Linked DNA regions of Homo sapiens: all the other regions are linked to region 2. The links are chromatin contacts, found by Hi-C or POLR2A ChIA-PET in ENCODE. All regions are on one chromosome and are shown on one strand. The core of a region is the stretch at or near the end of the contact, and the rest is flanking DNA. Distances in the headings are between cores, read along the strand shown.

Region 1 (2,700 bases), core at 70-2,569, 1.7 Mb before region 2:
TGTTCCTTGACTTCTCTGGACCTTACCTCCTCCAAGTAGGAGCACGTGGCCCTCTGTTGTTGGGAGTCTTGAGGCAGGTGGCTTTCTGCCTTCTGTTCCCCTGGATTATCTTCCTATAGGGTCCTACCATTTGCTTTAGAGACTTCTGAGAATTGCCTACTCCCCAGGTAGCTGCCTGCCTGCCATTGGTTCCCCTGAGTTAAGCAATATCCATTGCTTGCGCTCAGTTCTCTCCCACCTCCTCTTATTGGGGATTCATGAGCATCATTGAAGGCTTGGGTGGAGTGGAGGTGGGAACCTGAGCCTCAGAGGTATCCTGTGGCCCACCCTGTCCCTGTTATGCTCAGATAACCTCCTCCTGGAAACATGACTCTGCATCTCTCCCTTGCTCCCTCCCTCCATGTGGCTTTGACTCAGCAGAAACCTCTAACCCTGACCAGGGTCCTGGTGCTAGCTTCTGTGGGCAGAGTGAAGGCCACATGGTTGTTTCTACATGGGCCATGGGGGAGTGGCAAGGGCTGTGCATGTTACCACGATGAGGCCCAGAAACATTAGCTAGGCCCACTCTTCTGGGCCTTTTGGTCTTGGAACATCAGCACTAGGAGGGATGGATCTGAGATCAATTTTGATTGTTTTATAAATGGGGAAACTGAGGCCTCAAGAGAAAGCCAAGACCCTACCCTATCTAGGTCATACAACCAGTGTCAGAACATTGGTATTTGAGGTTGAACCAGGCCACAGAAAGAAGATTCCCACGGGCCATTTCCTGTACACCAGCTTCCTTCAGCCTCTCCCGTGTATCCTTCAGGTTTCTCATCCTTGCAGTGGGAATCCTTGAGCAGAGGAGCACACATCTCAGGAACCAGACTATCCAGTGGGATGAGTTCTGTCTCTCCCACTGAGGGTATGCTAGTTGGGGTAGTTGGGGCTACAGACCAGGTCACACCACAGCTGCTTGACAGGCAAGTGAGACCTTTGTCCTGGCTCATCTCCTCAGGAGATTGGTTCTCAGTGGGGCCAGGGTTCCCACTGGACCAGGAGGGTAGTGGGGAGCAGACCAGGTCCCTGTCTCCCTCTGCAGCTGTGTGTACACACGTTAGTGTGGTTTGTTTTTAGGTTCCCTGTAGACACCTAGCTTCCTTTTTTGCCCTTAGCGGAACTTGCTGTGGCTCTTCTGGGAGGCAGGCAGCTACCTGGGGAGTAGGCAGTTCTCAGATGTCTCTAAAGCAAATGGTAGGACCCTATAGGAAGATAATCCAGGCTCTCATGTCTTGCTTCTTAACATAAATCTGGGTACATTATTGGTTACATTACATTAGTTACATAAGGACTTCCCCCGGGCAACAGAGGAGAGAGGTTGAGGCTAGTCTGTTAGAGCTCTTGGTTATTTCCCCTGCCCTCCACCTACCCTGCCAGAGGCCAGGAAGGAGGTTGGTGGGGTAGGGGGTCCCTCAGTTTATAGAGCCTCACATCTTCAGTCTTTCCTGAAGTGGCAAGGGCATCTACTCATTGAATGTGATAGTTCTCTGTTGTGGGATTTGTTGGGTGAGCATTTGGCCTCAGGGAGCATCTTTGGCAGTCTCTGCTGTATGTGTATACACATGTGCATTTCTATACTGGTGTCTCTGTGTGTCCAGAAAAAGGAAAGAAGTGGGGTGTGTATGGGGAGGGTAAGGTTCATATTGGCCTCTGTGGCCCTAGGGAGAGATGCAGCCCCTGATATCTATAATCTCTGCCCTCTCCCATGCCTTTCCTGGGTTCTAGCTGATTCCTGCTTGTGCTGGTGTGGAAACTGAGGCACACAAGATCAGGTCCTGCCCCAGGGAGTAAGGTGACTAAGATGGTGGCTGGATTGGGGTGAAGGTGGTAATATCAGCTGGGGCCAGCAGTTACCCTTTGAGAGCCTGGCCTCCCCTTCACTCCCCCTAAATCTGTGATCCCAGGCAAGCTTTGCCACATTTCTGTGTCTCCTGGGTAAAGTAAGAGTGTTTTGGTAAGGATAGAATGAGTTGGAGTGTGAAAAGTCTTTGGTGTGGGACCAATTGTAGTATTGTACTGAGGATTTCTGAGCCCTGTTTGAGATGGGAACAGAGGTAGAATGGTGGGGGACCCCCTTCCAGCTGGCCTCTGGGAGGGGAGAACAGGTGCAGATTGCCCACAAGTGCAGCGTCAGCAAGAGGAGGAGTTTCAGTTTCTATCAAAACAAGTTCTCTGAATTCCCCTACCTCTGCAGGTCATCCCCCCAACCTCAGACCCCTCCACAGGGAAGTCAAGCCTGGCCCCCAGCCCTGTGTGCCAGCCTTCTGGGAAGAGGAGGGCTTTCTGGAGGACAGAGGTGGAGCTAGGAAAGTCAGAAAAACGAATTCTTTTTTTTTTTTTTGAGACAGAGTTTCGCTCTTGTTGCCTAGGCTGTAGTGCAGTGGTGTGATCTTGGCTCATTGCAACCTCCACCTCCCGGGTTCAAGCGATTTTTCTGCCTCAGCCTCCCAAATAGCTGGGATTACAGGCATCCACCACCCTGCCTGGCTAATTTTTTGTATTTTTAGTAGAGATAGGGTTTCACCATGTTGGCTCGGCTGGTCTTGAACTCCTGACCTCAGGTGATCCACCTGCGTCGGCCTCCCAAATTGCTGGGATTACAGGCGTGAGCCACCACACCTGGCCAAAAATGAATTCTTGTTGAGTACTTCCTATGTGTTT
Region 2 (2,700 bases), core at 176-2,675:
TGCTCCTTCCTAGTGTGCCCTCGAGACTCACATTCCCTGTGTCCATGGACACACTCACACCTCACATCACCTTTACCCTTCGTCCACTAAGCCTCTGACAGTGCTAAGACACTTCCCCACCACTCCTTCCTGGGCCCAGACAGACACGCAATTCTCATCTCCTTTAGGCCAGGCTCAGGTATTCCACAGTCCTTCCTCCGTTAGATACCCTCAGGTCCTTCCTCCACTCTGCCCTCATTAGCATATACTGGGTCCCAAACTACCTAGACCTTCGAGGCCACAGGCATACACCCTCTACAGCCATGACCCCCACTGGCGCACACACCACACTCGAGTCCTTCAGCTACCTGCCCTCCACAAGCACACACTGCATTCTCACACACTGCAGGCCCCACGGACAGACACGCAGTATTAACACCATCCAGGGCCTCATCGCCACGCACCAGGCCTCAGAGCCCTGACCCCACCAACACACGTTCTGGTACCTGTGCCACCCTGTCCCCCATGAACACACACCGGGCCTCTCTGCGGACATAATCCCTATGAGCATGTCTTAGAACTTCCTCGACACCCTACCCCCCGTTATACACCCTCGGGTCCCTCACCCGCTCCGCACCCCGCCCTCCTTCCACAAGCACACACGGGGCCTTGAACCTTACACGACTTATTGGCGTGAGGCTTACTGCCACATGCTCCGACCCCCATCAGCAACCCCCCCAAGTCTTTCACCCCATTGTCACCCATTTCCACACCCTTTGGTCCTTTGACTCCCCCAGGTCCCCATTAGCACCCACAGCACTACCCAACCCCAGCTCCCAGGACAGGCCCAGGGCGGGGCCAAGGTCAGGGAGGCCCCAAATGACCCCCCGCCCCGGTGCATTCTGGGAAATTCGCCGGGGGTGGGGGCACCTGCCAGCCCCGCAGCCCAGACCCCTGGGCACCGCCCGAGGTGGGTTCTGAAGGAGGAGGGGCAGCCTCCACGCCTCGGGGACGCGCTCACCGGCGGGGGCGCGCGAGCAACCTCAGAGCCGCGGGGCCGGCGCGGCGGCGCCTGGGGCGGCGGCCCGGGATGAGGCCGCGCGACCTCCTTCTCCTCCTGTTCGCCGCAGGCGCCCGTCCCAGTAGTCTTCAGCCATGGTTGCTGGGCCCGGGCCGCCGCCGGCTGAGGAGGAGGAGGCGGCGGCGGCGGCGGTGGCTGAGGCGGAGGCGGCGTCCCGCTCAGCCGGCCATGAGCTTGGCCGCTGCGGGCGATGCCCCCGGACTCGTTGGCGCCGGCTTGAATCCGAGTGCTCACGGCGGCTCGCGGCACAGAGCGGTCTGATCGCGGAGTGGCGGCGGATCCCAGGGCCGAACAGCCAACGGCCCAACCGCCGCGCGCGCCGCGCTCCGCGCATGCGCACGCAGGCGCTCGGAAGGGTGAAGTGGAAAGGAGGGGACTCACCTCGGACTGCATGTACCAAAGGACCCGTCCGCAGCGGGAGGGGACGCGGCCATCGCGAGCCCAGAGGAGGATGCGGCGCCAAGCCGGAGACGGCACCAGGGAGAACTGTGGAGGCTGTTTAGTACTCAGTTCCGATCTTGGCAGAAGTTTGCTAGCGCCTAGGTGAGCAGTGGCCAGTAACCTGGCGCGTCAATCACCACTCGTTCCCCCTACTCGGTCTCACTTGGTACATCCCCATGGTGGCAAACGGGACTTTTGCAAGGAGGAAAAAAGACAAATGAAGCACTCAGTTCTAGTCCCTTGAGGTGCTTGGGGAGGAAGGCATTTTAAAGGTTCGCGAGAAGATGACTTTTCGAGGAGAGGCAGCCTGAAGAGTTATTGGCCTTTACCACCTTAGCTAGGACGGCCTATCCCCGCCCAACTGCCCCCTCCACCGCTACCTCATTCCCGTAGTGAACGTGTGCAGCCCCGCCCTTTGAGGTTGTCGCCCAGCCAATCTGATTTGCTCTCTGTGGCGAGGCCGAGCAAGAATAAAGGGCGTGGCTGACTGAAGAGGCGTGATTTCGCTCTCTACCCGACTCCGCACGCCTCCGCCCAGGTTTCATAGGTTTTCACCGTCGGCGGGGGTGGGGTCTCCTTTTTGTTCTGAGCTCCTCCTTCGCTATAGGCCGAATATTCCGCAAGGTGATTGGTCATAATTGCGCTCAATCGAGTCTCGTCCCGCCTTTAGCCCGCCCTCCATCTCATACAGCGGGCCTCCCGGGGTGGAACCCAGGCTGAGAAAGAAGGAAAGAGGCGGATCCTTAGAGGCGCAGGAGCCGCTACTGCGCATGCTTGGAACTTCGAGCGGGGCGGAGCCTCTTTTCTGCCTCACACGAGTATTTGCATAGGCGCCGTGCGTTGGATTTTCCTGCCACCTCTCTTGCCCGGCACAGCCCCTCCCGTGCCTCCCCTCACTCTGAGGGTTTTTTGTTTTGTTTTGATGTCAGTCAACACAAGTAGAACACTCCGCGGTTTTATTTCCATTTTATTTATTGGGCGCATGTTGTGTGCCAAGTACTACCAGGCCGACCTAATCCTTCACTTCCTTCTGCCTGGAAAACCACACTATCCCCAAGTCCAGCTCAAAGGGCTGCAACCTCCAGCAGGCCTTCTGGCACATCCTTACACTACCCTGTTCCAAGGCAGCCTCCCCGCCTCTTCCGGGCTTCCCTTTATGGCAGCCTTGATCACAGCAGTTAGGATTTTCAGTAAGGTTT
Region 3 (2,700 bases), core at 8-2,507, 1.7 Mb before region 2:
ATAGTGAGACTTTGTCCCTACAAAAAAGTGAAAAAAAAATTAGCCGGTCGTAGTGGTGCGCGCCTGTGGTCCCAGCTATTCGGGAGGCTGAGGCGGGAGGATCGCTTGAACCTGGGAGTTGGAGTTTGCAGTGAGCTATGATCGCGCCACTGCATTCCAACCTGGGCGACAGAGTGAGACCCCTGTCTCAATTAGGAAAAAAAAAAAAAAAAAAAAAAAAAAAGGCTGGGCCGCGCCTGCGCACTAGCCATAGGGGCGGGGAGGTCAACGCGAGGCCGAGAGTGCTGTGGTGCCAGAGAAGGCGTGTCTGTTTCCCAAACAACCACTGTCCCCACGGCGCCTGTCTGTCCCAAGGTTGGTCGGTATGCCGCGAGTGACGGCGTCTCTTAACCAATCACCGCAGAACTCAGGCTGTTGCCGGGGCGAAGCGGTGTCCGCCTCCCCCGGAAGGGTATTTGTAGGTGGGTGGGACCGGAAGTGACGCTACAGGGGCCAGCTATGCTCCCGGGAGTGTTGATGTTTTCCAGTCATTCCGGCTGACAGCGTTCAAGTTGGAATCCTGGAGGGGAGGTGTTTTTCCTGTCGTACGTGGGACAGGCCACGCTGTCCGTCCGCAGTACCGACGCCTGCAGGTCAGAGCTTCGGGGAGAAAAGTGAAGAGCAAGACGGAACTGACGGGGAGAAAGGCTGGGAACCAGGGTGTCGACTTTGACTGAAATTTGAGACGGAGGGCACCGGAGGGCGAGCACTCGCCTGTGATTGGCCCGTGGGCGTCGTCGAGGTCCCACGCAGCTGCTCAATTGGTTGGTGTTGCAATTGTTGTGGCGGCGGCGGCGGCGATTTTGCCCACGTACTTCCGAGTAAGGGGCGGGGCTGTGCCCTGGCGCGCGTGCGCAGCGCCCCGGGGCCCCACCCGGTAGTGCAAGAACCTGCGAGGGGGCGGAGCGAAGAGGTGCTTGTTTTGGTTCTGTTTCCTTTGAAGCAGAAGGCCGGAACAAGCGTAGCAATAAACTTGCTGGACTTGGAGAGAAGGCTAAGACAAACTCGCCGCACTGCCTTCATCTTGGACTTTACATCCGGGTTCTCCTCTCGGCGTGACCCGCGCGCCGCCACCGCCGCCGCCGCCGCCGCCGCCTCCTCCGCCGCCGAGGGTTCTCGAACCGGTGCCGCGATCCCTTTATCCGGGTCTCGCCGTTCCCGTCGTGCCTCGCGCACTACACTAGCCCCCTCATCCGGGTTCTCTCCCGGCGTGCCCCGCGCCGGGTTTGTTGGGGGGTACTCGGCAGTGCAGCCATGACTATACTCCCCAAAAAGAAGCCGCCGCCTCCCGACGCCGACCCCGCCAACGAGCCGCCGCCGCCCGGGCCGATGCCCCCGGCGCCGCGGCGCGGCGGAGGTGTGGGCGTGGGCGGCGGCGGCACGGGCGTGGGCGGCGGCGATCGCGACCGTGACTCCGGCGTCGTGGGGGCCCGTCCGCGAGCTTCGCCACCGCCTCAAGGCCCGCTACCAGGACCGCCGGGCGCTCTTCATCGCTGGGCGCTGGCCGTGCCGCCTGGTGCAGTGGCGGGTCCCCGGCCACAACAGGCTTCTCCACCTCCTTGCGGGGGCCCAGGTGGTCCCGGCGGCGGTCCCGGCGACGCGCTGGGCGCAGCGGCGGCGGGTGTGGGTGCCGCGGGCGTGGTGGTGGGTGTGGGTGGTGCCGTAGGCGTGGGCGGCTGCTGCTCCGGGCCTGGGCACAGCAAGCGGCGACGTCAAGCTCCCGGGGTTGGCGCGGTTGGCGGGGGCAGTCCCGAGCGTGAGGAGGTCGGCGCAGGCTACAACAGTGAGGACGAGTATGAGGCGGCTGCAGCACGCATCGAGGCTATGGACCCTGCCACTGTCGAGCAGGTAAGAGCTGTGGGGTGAGGGGTGAGCGGCCACGGCAGATGGGACCCCCAGACTGTGAAGGGACTCAAGGAAGGCTGTTTGAGATCGCCCCAAGGGATCTAGGCGTTTTCACTGGGCCTGACAGTCTTCTCTGGCGGTAGGGATGTGAGACACCTTCTTTCCTCCCCTCCAGGATTTTGGGGCTAGAGGCCTACGGTAAGGTGTCAGACTTAAAGATCCGAGGTCTCTTTTAAGGTCTATAGTCGTCATTCCAGTCCCTGGGACCTCATCATATAGGGCCAATAGGTGGGAATTCTCCAAGAGATACAGGTAGGATCGCGCCCCTCTTGAGTAGGAGTCTCAGGTCTCCCAAGAGACTTAGGTATGTGTTCAGTGGCTTAAGAGCTCTTTTCCTCTGGGATAGAAGTTTGAGATTCCCCTTCCAGGAAAGTCAAATAAGGTGGAGACCTCGGAGATCGGGGCTGAACATCCCCAAGGAGCCTAAGCCCTTTCAAGAGTCTGAGACACTCTGCATATAGGACAATCCTCTCCCGCTTCGCTGGGTAACACTGCACAGGACCACTGAATAGCCAGACCTGAGACCTCAAGGGTCCTAAGTCTGTCTTCAGGGGCCTGAGAGTCCTGCTTCTAGAATCAAGGTCCTGACACACACACACACACACACGCCCCCTTTAAGGATAGGGATCTTCTAAGCTTTTTCCAGGGATGTAAGACTTTTCACAGGGAGATATGATTCCCTTGCCCTTGGGGACAGGGACCAAAACCAACACCCAATGACCAGCAGCTTTACTTATCTCCTTTCTGAGTGACAAA
Region 4 (2,700 bases), core at 141-2,640, 1.7 Mb before region 2:
GTAGCTATTTCTGGACAGTTTGTTCCATTGATAAACTGCATGTGTCATGGTGTATGTATGTCTGTGTCTGAACAGGTCTATCCATGTCTGTTTTTGTGACACTGCCACAAAATGTGATTCTATCACATCAGTACATGTCTGCCTTCAGAGCAGTGCATGTGTGTCCCTGGAGCATCTGTGCATCTTCCTGTGACAGACTCTGCGTCTCTCATTTCTGGGACAGTACAAGTCTTGCTGTGACAGTGCATATCTGATGGTGACAGTGTGTTTGTGACAAGTTCTGCCAGTGTGACGGGACATTTCTGTGTCATCACATGGCAAATGTAGGTCTGCGTGAGTGCCTTTCTGTAACAGTGTATCTCTGGGTGTCATTCTAGGACATAACTATTTTTCTGACAGTGTGCTTGCCTGAAAGTGTATGTCAGTCTCTGGCTGCATGTGTATCTAGGTCGTTTCTGTGAATGTGTCTGACAGTATGTGTTTGTGTATATCTTGGCATTCATGTGTCTTTGGAGTGCATTTTTCTTCCTGGGGTGTGGCGCCTTTTCTGGCTGTTTTTCACAAATTTGTGTCTGAGAGTTGCCACTTCTCTAGCAGCCTCTATCATGTCTCTCAGTCCTTGCCTCTCTCAACTCCAAGAGCAGCCCCATGCCACCACCACTCTGGGCTCACCCCCATCCCCCAAGAACCACCCCCTGCTGTTCTAGATTCTAGACTTGCTGACTGGGCCCAGGGCTCAGGGTTAAAAGCTCCAATAAACACTCACCAGGCAATGCTGCCTTTGACCAATGCACACCCGTGGCGTTGATGGTAGGGGTTCCCCCTCCCTGGCTACCAGATATTTCCAGGGCCCTGGCCTCAGCTTTCCAGTGAAGGCCGCCAGTCGCCTGGAGGACTCCGGTGAAGGAGTCCGACAAGCACCTTTCGAGACGGAGTCTTGGATAGCCACAAGCGCGAATTCTTAGAAGCCCGGCCTGGCGCTATCTCTGTGCTAATATCCAGGCAGCGGCGGCAAACCAACTTCCCAGGAAAGGATACTGCGCAGTTATTTTTTAAGTGTAAATACACACACACACCGCCACCACTACCAACAACAACCCCGCGCAACAACCAAAACAAGCGCGGTGCTGCAAAGGGATTCCCAGAACCGGTTTCCTCTTGGTGTGAGCCCCACCTCAAGCCCCCTCATTTACATGCAGGCCCCGCCTCCTCGGAAGAACCGAGCGTGTATTTGCATAAGGGGGCCCTTGAAACGATGAGGGTGGTATGCAAATAAGAACTGGCTCCGATTGGCTGTGGTACAGCAGGTGCCGCGTCCGGATTGATCAAAGCCAGGTGGGCGGGGCTGTCGCCCAGGGTGACTCTCCCGGGAGGCGCGTGCCCAGGCTCAGTAGCATTGGGGCTGGCGCGCGCGGCGAATCTCAACGCTGCGCCGTCTGCGGGCGCTTCCGGGCCACCAGTTTCTCTGCTTTCCACCCTGGCGCCCCCCAGCCCTGGCTCCCCAGCTGCGCTGCCCCGGGCGTCCACGCCCTGCGGGCTTAGCGGGTTCAGTGGGCTCAATCTGCGCAGCGCCACCTCCATGTTGACCAAGCCTCTACAGGGGCCTCCCGCGCCCCCCGGGACCCCCACGCCGCCGCCAGGTGAGTACATCCTCCCCTACTGCAACCAGACGGGGTGGGCTGGAATGATGGGTTGCAGCGCGGGGGGAGGGAGTCGTGGCTGGGCTCAGCACGCCGCCACCCTGACTTCCTCGCCTCCGCCTGCGTAGGAGGCAAGGATCGGGAAGCGTTCGAGGCCGAGTATCGACTCGGCCCCCTCCTGGGTAAGGGGGGCTTTGGCACCGTCTTCGCAGGACACCGCCTCACAGATCGACTCCAGGTATCCGTCATGAGGGTCTTGGGAGGGTCAGGTGCGTGTGGCGGGGGCGGGGGTCCTGGCCCTGGAATGCTGGTTGACCGAGGAGTGAGCCTGCAGAGTGTGTAGAGGACCAGGTGTGTGTGTGTGTGTGTCCGTGTCCGTGTCCGAGGAGTGAGCCTGCAGTGTGTGTAGAGGGCCAGGTGTGTGTGCGTGCGCGTGTGTGTGTCGGTCTAGGAGGTTATGGGCGGGGGGGGGGGGCAGGGGGCTTCAGATTCCGGAGTTCCTTGACCCCGGGGTCCAGGCTGTGTATGTGTGGGAAAGCAGGGACCTAGATGTGAGATTTGTGGGACTTTTGGAGGTAGGTGTCCAGTGTGGAGTCATGCGGACCAGGACCCTGGTACAGAGTTGGGGTGTCGTAGAGCTAAATAGGAAGATTGTGGGCCTGGGGTATCAGGAAATCTAGAACTCAGGACTTGGAGTGATGAGTCCTGATGCCTGAGAACGGAGAGCCCAGGGCTAAGGAAGGTGGGAGAGATAAACTTGGTTCCGAGGACCTGGAGGGCAGGGGAGACGCCCTGGTACGCGTTCTGTGGGGTGCTGTGGTTGGGGACCAGAAAGACTAGAGTGCTGGTAGATGGAGGAATACTGGAGGTAGGCAGAAGGTCTAGACTGGGAGGGGTCTGGGGATCACCTGCTGGCCTCCTTATCACGGCCTTCTTCTCCAGGTGGCCATCAAAGTGATTCCCCGGAATCGTGTGCTGGGCTGGTCCCCCTTGGTGAGTACCTTCGGAGCCCTTCCTAACCTACCTACTCCATCACTGATGTATTCACCTCCTTGCTTTT
Region 5 (2,700 bases), core at 149-2,648, 1.6 Mb before region 2:
ATCCGCTCCTAGAGAAGGACCCCTGTCTGTTGTTTGGTACATTTGTATCACCAACTCTTGGCACACAATAGGCACTCAATAAATGTTTGTTAGCTACATAAAAGAACCCTTTCAAGTGTGAGCCCTACCTCCCCAAATCATCTGCTTCCAGTATCCAGGCTGGGGTAAGAAAAGATTTATTCTTGCTAATGGGCTCTAAGTGTGTGTATTTTTGTGGTTTGGAGACAGCCTGGAGGACCCAGCCTCACCTGTCATCCCAGAGGCAATGGAATTCATTTAACTGCTCATCCAACACCAAGCCAGTGCCAGCCAGTGCTTCAGCCTCAAGGTTCAGATCCTGCAGAGGAAAAAAAAAAGGAGACACAGATCCATTTTAGGCCCTGAGTCAGAGGGAACTGTCCAGGGTGGGGAACCTTTGGGTTTTGATTGTCATACGAGGCTAAACTGCAGCCAGGCCCTGCTCACCATCCCTTGCAGTCCCACGATTAGGTCTTCTTCCATTGCTTGGCCGAGCTTCTTCATTTTGCCTTTCTTCTTTACCTCCGCTAGATTGGGGATAGAGCGGGGAACGGCTCCCTTTTTAATATTTCGCTTCTGTGAATCAGAGAGAAGGGTCAGAGTCCAGGGCATGACCAACTTGCTCCCTCTCCCCCTCATCAGGGCGGGTCTAGGGCCTCACCGAAGTGACACTGGAGTCCTGAGGGGGCGACTGGGGGTTCTGCCTACTTCTTCGCTGCCTGGTTGTGGTGGAATCCTGGCCGGTTGAGGTCATAGTTGAGGAGGCTTGGCCCCTGCCGCGGTTCTGGGGGTGGGGGGAGGAGCGTGGGTATGTGAGGGGGCTAGTGTGCCCTGAGGACCCCACCTCTCTGCCCTTTTCCAGGCTCCGCCCCCTCTATTAGATTCCATTCCTTACGCGATCTGATTCTCCACAGCCTTCCAAACTCCGCCTCTCTCAGGCCTTCTCCCTCCACTCAGGTGGCCATTCTACCCGGCCCCGCCCGGCCCGCTAGACTCCACCCCTTTTACACGATTCTCTTTCCCTGGTCTTGCCCTTTCACGGAGCAATGAGCCCCCGGGCTCACACAGTCCGTCTTAGGGCCTGCCCTTTCCAACCAATCACCGCCCCTTCTACTCTCCTAAGCCCCATTCCCAGACCCTCTAAGCCCAGCCCAGACCCCATTCCTTCACGAACCTGCCCTTTCGGCCTATCTCCCGGGATAATCACCCACCCTTTCACTCAGCCGGCCCCGGCCCCGACCCCGGTTTCGACTCCACCCTTAACGATTCACTTAACTCCACCCCTTATCGGGCCGGACCGGTACCTTCCACTCCGCCAGATCCCGCCCCTAGCGTTTCAACCAGCCCCGCTCCTCAGGGGACTGCCCCGTTCCTTCAACCAGCTCCACCCCCTGCCCAGACCCGACCGCTAACGTTTCGCTAACCCTCTTCAGCCAGTCCCTAGCCGCCTTCGGTCGGCCTCCGCCCCCTTCCCGCCTCCGCCGTCGACGCGCTGTACTCACCGCTCCACTCATTGGACGCAGCCCCTTTCTCAAACTCCGCCCTTGGCTCGCTCCACCAAGTTTCTGGCGACCTGTGGGGACGCGAGCGCTCAGGCTTTTCTTTTCCATTGGGCCTCGTCTCTCGACTGCCCGCCCAGATCCCGCCTCCAGAGGGGACCGTGCCTCAAGGCCGCGCCCCTCGCGCGAGCCACACCTCTCGCGAGCTCACAAGCGGCGGGGCGGTGCGTCGGCGTGCTACGCCAGCTGGGCTGAGCCACACCGCGAGCTCACAGGCGACGGGGCGGTGCGTCGGCGTGCTACGCCAGCTGTGCTGCGCCTACGTAAAAGGCAGGCGCCGGCGGTTCCCGACAGGGCTGCGGTGCAAGCTTTTTCTTGCCTCGGCTATCGTCGCTGTCGTCCCGGATGCCATAGCCGCCGCCCCTCCGTCCCTGTCCAGTCACTTAGGAGCCCTTCGGGTCGGCGGTGTCTGGAGAGCAAGCAAGGAAGCGAGGGAATTAGGAAGGGGCATCTTACCTTTTCCCCGCGACTTCCCGCGCGACGCGCCGTGATGACGTAGCGCGGGCGGGCTGGTTGTGGCTGGGCCGAGAGCGAGGTTGCCACTGGACGTTGGTGGTGGCGGCCAAAATAGGCGTGGTGACGATGCTAAATGTGAGGATTTTCCGAGTTAATATTCACTATGGTGGTACACAGGAAACACTGGCCGAATATTAGCTATTAATATTCTGCCGCAATATTCTGAGTGGAAGGAGTCTTAGTGGGGGCAGGGAATGGTAATGATAGCAAGTATTATGTGACAGGCATCGTTGTAAACCACAATTCTATGAGGTAGTTCCCATTATTAAGGCTGCTTTGCAGATAAGGAAACTGAGGTTACGGGACTTAACCATGTGACTTTGGGCAAGTTGCTGAACAGTTCTGTGCTCCGTTTCCTCATCTGGAAAGTTGTGATAATAATAGTGCCCAGGGCCAGAATGGCCTTGAGGATGGGAGTTCTCATGGGCAGCAGCTCTCCCTATCTGCCCCCTCCAACGGGTAACCACTGCTCCCAAGCAGTAATAGAAAGTGTGTGTGCGTCTGGGGAGCTGTCCCTAGGCACCCCCTCTCCCCCGCAACTCCCACTCCATGTCTAAATGTCAGCTCTGCAGGAGGCCGGTTTGTCCTCCTAATCTCCCTGTCTCAT

The links. A loop is a pair of places that touch in the nucleus more often than their neighbours do. ChIA-PET counts read pairs that join two places held with the same protein, here RNA polymerase II (POLR2A). Pooled maps may share reads with other maps.
Region 1: a loop to region 2 is called in a pooled map, with 19 times the contacts of the local background. The contact joins the enhancer-like site here to the promoter of CDK16 in region 2. A Hi-C loop is called at or near these places in 6 of 37 single-sample maps with no recorded cell type and 4 of 50 pooled maps.
Region 3: a map of naive thymus-derived CD4-positive, alpha-beta T cell shows a loop between it and region 2 (11-fold over the local background). The contact joins the promoter of OTUD5 here to the promoter of CDK16 in region 2. A Hi-C loop is called at or near these places in 1 of 168 maps with a recorded cell type or tissue (naive thymus-derived CD4-positive, alpha-beta T cell), 1 of 37 single-sample maps with no recorded cell type and 8 of 50 pooled maps. POLR2A ChIA-PET finds 5 or more read pairs at or near these places in 1 of 52 experiments (CD4-positive, alpha-beta T cell).
Region 4: a map of B cell shows a loop between it and region 2 (9-fold over the local background). The contact joins the promoter of PIM2 here to the promoter of CDK16 in region 2. A Hi-C loop is called at or near these places in 2 of 168 maps with a recorded cell type or tissue (B cell and naive thymus-derived CD4-positive, alpha-beta T cell), 1 of 37 single-sample maps with no recorded cell type and 8 of 50 pooled maps.
Region 5: a map with no recorded cell type shows a loop between it and region 2 (34-fold over the local background). The contact joins the promoter of HDAC6 here to the promoter of CDK16 in region 2. A Hi-C loop is called at or near these places in 3 of 37 single-sample maps with no recorded cell type and 8 of 50 pooled maps.

What each region holds. Positions count from the first base shown.
Region 1 is chrX:48,938,375-48,941,074 of GRCh38, reverse strand. All of the region lies in intron 2 of OTUD5 (OTU deubiquitinase 5), which reads left to right. Among named protein-coding and RNA genes, the nearest start is that of OTUD5, 18 kb to the left of the region's middle. RefSeq lists cis regulatory regions at 121-621, 1-946 and enhancers at 511-770, 1,901-1,950, 1,961-2,460. Within about 2 kb of position 1,319, at least 6 of the 41 ENCODE cell types and tissues checked have a DNase peak (open chromatin) inside an H3K27ac peak, as active enhancers do.
Region 2 is chrX:47,217,406-47,220,105 of GRCh38, reverse strand. It overlaps CDK16 (cyclin dependent kinase 16), which reads right to left and starts at 1,425. Exons shown (of 16, transcript NM_006201.5): 1 at 1,001-1,425. It overlaps LOC105373194 (a long non-coding RNA gene), which reads left to right and starts at 1,456. Exons shown (of 3, transcript XR_949047.4): 1 at 1,456-1,603. RefSeq lists silencers at 912-981, 992-1,101, 1,122-1,281, 1,982-2,091 and enhancers at 699-1,338, 1,482-1,551, 1,672-1,791.
Region 3 is chrX:48,956,164-48,958,863 of GRCh38, reverse strand. It overlaps OTUD5 (OTU deubiquitinase 5), which reads left to right and starts at 1,257. Exons shown (of 9, transcript NM_001136157.2): 1 at 1,257-1,887. The coding sequence starts at 1,294. RefSeq lists an enhancer at 511-700 and silencers at 801-960, 1,161-1,210, 1,581-1,640.
Region 4 is chrX:48,917,714-48,920,413 of GRCh38, reverse strand. It overlaps PIM2 (Pim-2 proto-oncogene, serine/threonine kinase), which reads left to right and starts at 1,390. Exons shown (of 6, transcript NM_006875.4): 1 at 1,390-1,640; 2 at 1,769-1,878; 3 at 2,583-2,633. The coding sequence starts at 1,580. RefSeq lists an enhancer at 34-93 and silencers at 1,144-1,383, 1,474-1,613.
Region 5 is chrX:48,800,765-48,803,464 of GRCh38, reverse strand. It overlaps HDAC6 (histone deacetylase 6), which reads right to left and starts at 1,398. Exons shown (of 29, transcript NM_006044.4): 1 at 1,323-1,398; 2 at 680-802; 3 at 466-594; 4 at 249-337. The coding sequence starts at 772. RefSeq lists enhancers at 747-826, 1,457-1,970, 1,817-2,086, 2,208-2,700 and a cis regulatory region at 2,547-2,700.